2 separate regions of the Homo sapiens genome follow, and region 1 is linked to region 2. A link is an interaction called in ENCODE POLR2A ChIA-PET data of the cell type or tissue named here. Cell type or tissue: MCF 10A. All regions are shown on one strand. Links, peaks and the distances in the headings refer to the core of each region. The heading gives the core; the rest is flanking DNA. Region 1 overlaps PLXDC2 (plexin domain containing 2). Region 2 overlaps PLXDC2 (plexin domain containing 2).

Region 1 (2,932 bases), core at 219-2,718, 220 kb after region 2:
TTGACAGTGTGCTGATAATATAGAGGCTTGAGCAAACCAACAATTTGAAAACGTCACCATGGGTGTTTAGCCCCCTTTCAACTTTCAAGAAAAAAAAAAAGAATCAAAACATTTTCTGCATTTTACCAGATGTCGTTTCTAAAATTCCTATGCTGAGATGGTAGCTTACATAAATACCATGAAAATGAATTCACTAATTAAAAGGACTTGTGTGGTAAGCTATTGTTAAAATAACAAGGGATTAATAATAGCAAATTGAATATTTGAATTACTTATAATACTGTATTAGCATTTTTAGCCTAATAATCTCATCCAGATAATGGTCACTTTCCCCCCAATTAAAATTGTACATGTTATAGATTTCGGATTTGCAAGGTTCTACCAAATTATACAAGAATTTGTTACTTAATCCAGACCAAGTATTGTTAATTAGATACTAAGATATTAAATATGTTCCTTTTTTTCCAGCTACCATGACATTTTATTTTCATAATATGACTGTAATTGAGTTGGAAGTATTTTAATCATAATTTTATATGGGCTTCTTTTTCTGAATATGTTTCCTATTTTTCTAATTCTAGGTTTCATATACACTGGAGAAGTCGTACATCGAATGCTAACAGCCACACAGTACATAGCACCTTTAATGGCAAATTTCGATCCCAGTGTATCCAGAAATTCAACTGTCAGATATTTTGATAATGGTATGTGTTGAGTAGCCTATTTTTTGCTGCATGTATATTTTTAAACCTCAAGCATCAGATTCATGTTAATGTTTTTGTAAACTGTTTATTTTTTGGTGTGTAAACTGCTTGATGCAAATGGTCTGAGAGGACAAATATTATACTGCTAAGATTTATAAAGTACACAAATGGCATTCATTCATTCAACACATTTATTAACATCTACTATACACAGTAAAACTGAGTTGCTGTAGACAAGACCTCAGACAAAGCAAACGCATTTATTTGATGCTATTTCAATAAGTCAGTTTTCCAATTTTCCCATCAGAAAAAAATGGAAATAAGAATAATTTTGTTAGTTCTGATCTTCCAGTTGAGGCAAGTGCCATAATATATTGACATTAAATTTCCAAAACTTATGACTTGTATGTATCAATAAGATGAACACATATTTTAAGAAGTATAAAGTAGTTAGTTGTGGGTAGTTCAACTGAAGAAAATAAAGTTTTCTTGACTTTAGAAAATGAGTGAGAGCCTGTCAAGATTTATCAAATATACCAAGAGCAATGTATCCCTGCTATTACTTTTTGGGACATATAAAATAGAGAAAAAAACTATAATAAATCATTAAGTGGTGCCAAAATCCAAGCGAGAAATTCAAGGTCTTGGAGACATAAATGAATTTTCATCTCAACATCTTATTGAAAGCTGTAACTTTGGTAGAGAAAATAAATTATAGGTAACAAAGAGTTTATATTGCAATGATTAAATATAGAATTTTCTGTGTATTTATCATTCAAAAATGATATTTATTTGTTTAAAAGACAATTTTATGCCTGCAAATAATACAAGCATTTGGGGTGAACAGAGTTATTTCTACTTTTATCTTATTTCTGATGATCAAGGAAGAAATTTGCTCATGGTTGGAATAGACTTGATGGTAGCTGTAGCCTTGGAGAAATATGATCACTTTGCTAAGAGCCATCTCCTGACCAGTGTGATGAAAGCCATTTTACAGGTCAAAATAGCACAATGAGGAAACTAAACATAGTTAGACATTCACCTTAGGAAATACACGTTGAACATCTTGAGTAACACCAAGGTATGATCCAATATTAGGTAACTCTAAGTGTTAGCTGCAATAATGATTCATCTCTGTTATTTTAAGAACTATTATATTCTCTTCTCTTCCATTTTTTAAAAACTCATGAGGTGCTAACACCCAAGGATGTGCAAGTGGACTGTAAGTACACTATTCTTGAGGCAAAACTGCAGCCAGAAACTTATCTGAAACTTATTCTATGATTACCATGCAAAATTGCCTTGGGAGTCTATCCTACGGAAACAATAAATGATTTAGTGAACACTGACTATTTTCCAAACTCCGACATTCACTAGGTGATGTTAGGGTCATTTACTCATGGGCACATGATTCTAATGACCAAGTTTTTATACTGTTGCTATCAAAATCATAAAGCATATTAAATAAGTCTCTCTTCATATATTTTCATATACCTTGTTCCTAGGTAGCTCTTAATATTTGAATTTTACTCGTATTTGAATGATTTTTAAAAATTGATGTATACTACTCCAACTGAACTCTTAAGTTCTTTAAAAACAAGGACTGTGGCTATAAGAAATCATTTTATCTCCAGTACCCTGCATAGACACTTTATTATTTAGGACGTAGGTCCTAAATAATTATTCAATGAATGAATAAAAATAATTACATACGTAAAGTGAGTTTTATGTCTGAGAATTGTAAAAGTATTAATACTCAAGAATGCATGTATTGTTTACCCACTGAAATATCTTCTGTGTAATGACTTATTCCATAGGAATCAAATATTGAGGAATATTGAGTTCAAACAATATGATAATGAAAACTTACGTTTTATTAAATGAATGAAACACTTTTAAACACTGTAAGACTCTTCACGAAGCCCTTTTAATACCACAACAACTTGCTGAAATATTTTCAAGTTTAGTTAGAATCATTGACAGGATACTTAAAGATTGGAAACTCAACAATTTAGGAAAGCAAACTTCTCTGGAAAAGACAGCAGCAGGTTAGAAAATTTAAATCAGCAAATGTTGAGAGAGCTATGCTATTACATAATATAAAACTTAACATGTGCAAACAGTACACTTTTTTTTGTTTTTTGTGTTTTGAGATGGAGTCTCACTCTGTCGCCCAGGCTGGACTGCACTGGCATGATCTCTGCTCACTACAACCTCCGCTTCCCGGG
Region 2 (2,932 bases), core at 197-2,696:
TGCCCAGCCTTTATTCTGTTTAAGTGAACATTTAAATTAACTTCAGTTTGTATGATTTTTATTATTTTTATTACTTTATTTTATTTTATTTTTTATAGAGAGAGGGTCTAGCTCTGTTTCCCAGGCTGGAGTTCAGTGGCATGATCATAGCTCACTGAAGCCTTGAACTCCTGGGCTCAAACAGTCTTCCCACCTCAGCCTCCCAAGCAGCTAGGACTATAGGTGTGCACCACCATGTCTGGCTTTCTTTTTCTTTTCTTCTTCTTTTTTTTTTTTTTTTGTCGCCCAGGGTGGCCTCAAACTTCTGACATCAAGTGATCCTCCCACTTTGGCCTCCCAAAACACTGGGCATATGAATTTTAAAAGCAGGACTTTGGTTTCATAATTTTAAAAGTATCACTTAGAATGTGACCTACAAAATCATCTTGATTTTTATGTGTTAAATTTGAGAAAGTATGTTCACAGGACATCAATAAGAGACAATTAATCAAAAGCATAGAGGATATATGATTTTGTAGATGTTTCAGAGGGACAGTTTCATCCCTGTTGGCCGTCTTCCTCGTAACTAATAATGAGAACCTCCCTTCTTCTGGAAAGCTATGACATTCACTTAGGGATTTGGCAAGTATTCTAAGAAGACTTGATTCTTGCTTTCACAGAGCACAGACTCTCAGATGATTAACTGACTTAGACCATGCATCATTACGTAACCAGACAAAAACAAAGCATGCTAAGTTAATTTTACTCTTAGCTGCATTTTTCCCCATCGAAAACTCTGTTATGATTACAATTTCCCTCTTCCTTAAGGTTGCAGCTTTAGCTTTCATGGAGCCAGTGAGGCTACACAGGGCTACAGGACAATTGTGTTGTGTGGTCTGTGCTCTGCACATAGGCCCTGGCCTAGTGAGGCAAGGGGCTGAAATAGAGCCTGCATTCCATGTGCCAAGCCCAGTGTATTAGGGCCAGTTGGGACAACTGTGTCTATCTTTTTTTTAATTGTTCAATTTTTTTTAATTTTTTTATTTTTTTGAGACAGCGTCTCACTCTGTCTCAGTCTGGAATGCAGTGGCATGATCTTGGCTCATTGTAACCTCCGTCTCCCGAGTTCAAGTGATTCTCCTGACTCAGCCTCCCGAGTAGGTGGGACTAACAGTCATGCACCACCATGCCCGACTAATTTTTGTATTTTTAGTAGAGACGAGGTTTCACCTTGTTGGCAAGGCTGGTCTCGAACTCCTGACCTCAAGTGATCTGCCTGCCGCAGCCTCCCAAAGTGCTGGGATTACAGGCGTGAGCCACCGTTCTCAGCCAGGACAACTGTGTCTAAATGTTTTACCCAGAGGACACCCAATTCTGATGTCCACAGAAATGCTCTACAGGCTGGCAGAGGCTCTGGAGCTAGACATATGCCTCTGCCTACCCATTGTGAATTGAGAGATAGTGTTCCAGTGTGGTTAAAAGCTTATCGTAACTTGTACTTTATGGGGCTGTCCCTGGAGGGTAGGGTTATGTGTGTGTGTTGGTGTAGAGAGGCAGTGAGACACACATCAGTGAAAGCTTTGTTTACTTGCTATTTTTTTAAAGCACAGGTTCTGGGATCAGGAGGAAGGAGATGGTGTTGGAGGTGAGGCTTCCTTCTATGAGTCATGATTCCACTTACTTGACTTTAGCCTTTTGGAGTGTCCCTGGGGTTGGGTTTGTTGGAGGCTTCATTTGTGACCAGTACTGTGTGTGTTTTCACTCAGTACAGTTTTGAATAGATGCTACCACATTTACTTTACGGCTTAGTTGTATGGAACTCAAGAAGAAGGGATAAACGCTTGTCACCTTGGAGAGTATATATGAGACTCAGCTTAGTGATTTCAGTGGCAAAATCCAGCTCAGTGTTTCAAAAACTAAAACATGTTTTGAAAGCTTATAAAGTTGGTCTCCAGTGCCAGAAATTCCCATTTTGGACTGGCTTCAAGGCAATGAAAGCTCAGACACTGACTCATTGAACTATTTCCTTATTAATAACATAGTACCAAGCATTTTTGAGGGTTGAAAAAATAACTGAACTGTTGTCCAAAACCTTTGAGCCTCTCAAATGCAAAGCTTTTTAAAATTCTTAATTTTGAGACTTTTGTGATTTCAAAGGAAATCTGATCTATCTATCTCTTTATATGTTGTTTATTCTTAACTCATCCAAGTGCTATTTGGCCAAGATTGGCTTATGTTTAAAAAAAAAATCTCTTAAGTCATTTTATAAGCTGTTCAGGGCTTTATTTCTTTAGACCAGGAAGTTGTAAATTGCCAGCATTAAGCAGAAGGTGTGTTGTTGAGTGCTAGTTTTATTGAAAAAGAATGAGGTTTTATGTATTTTTGAGATTTGCTTTATTGACAATCCACCCCAAAATATCATTTCTCTTAGATATACTGTTAGAAAAGTCTCGCCTGAAGAAAAACAAAACAAAAACAAAGAACAACAACAAAAGACATAAAGTATTGCCTAGTTAGAACAATGACAATCCAAATTATTTTGATGAAACATAAGCACATTTAGAATTAACACAGGGTTTATCAAAGAGTTATGTAAGAGTAAAAATCAAAGGATTTATATAATTTTTATTCATGCTAATAAAATGTCATTCTGAGGGCTTGGCATTGTTATACATATTTATTAAACTGAATACTTTTCATTTGATATGGGCAGAAAAAATTGCTTTATCCAATTGCTACACTGAGGCAATTAAGGATAATTTAAAAAATTCAAGACAGTCAATAGAAAATGAGGGAGAAAAAGGAACTAACAAGTCTTATCTTTGATTTCATGTGAAAAGATTGATTTGGTTTTTCTAGCAAAAACAGGGATATAAATCCTGCCCAAATTTTGTATAAAATAAAGTTAATAATCTATAACTGATTCCCTCCATTACTATTTATCAGTATATAA

What was found. ChIA-PET counts read pairs that join two places held together with the same protein. Peaks named below come from ENCODE experiments on the same cell type or tissue, not always from the same donor. Only the 100,000 strongest peaks of a DNase experiment are listed, where the experiment ranks them.
Region 1: POLR2A ChIA-PET joins it to region 2 with 5 read pairs; 2 of 35 experiments call an interaction of 5 or more read pairs at or near these places.

Annotation. Positions count from the first base shown.
Region 1 is chr10:20,142,714-20,145,645 of GRCh38, forward strand. PLXDC2 (plexin domain containing 2) reads left to right here. Exons shown (of 14, transcript NM_032812.9): 5 at 582-704. Among named protein-coding and RNA genes, the nearest start is that of PLXDC2, 330 kb to the left of the region's middle. In MCF 10A, for the core only: no CTCF peak of the experiment used is centred there; a DNase peak (open chromatin) is centred at 1,758.
Region 2 is chr10:19,920,849-19,923,780 of GRCh38, forward strand. The region is part of intron 1 of PLXDC2 (plexin domain containing 2); the gene reads left to right. Among named protein-coding and RNA genes, the nearest start is that of PLXDC2, 110 kb to the left of the region's middle. In MCF 10A, for the core only: no CTCF peak of the experiment used is centred there; DNase peaks (open chromatin) are centred at 683, 1,603 and 1,943.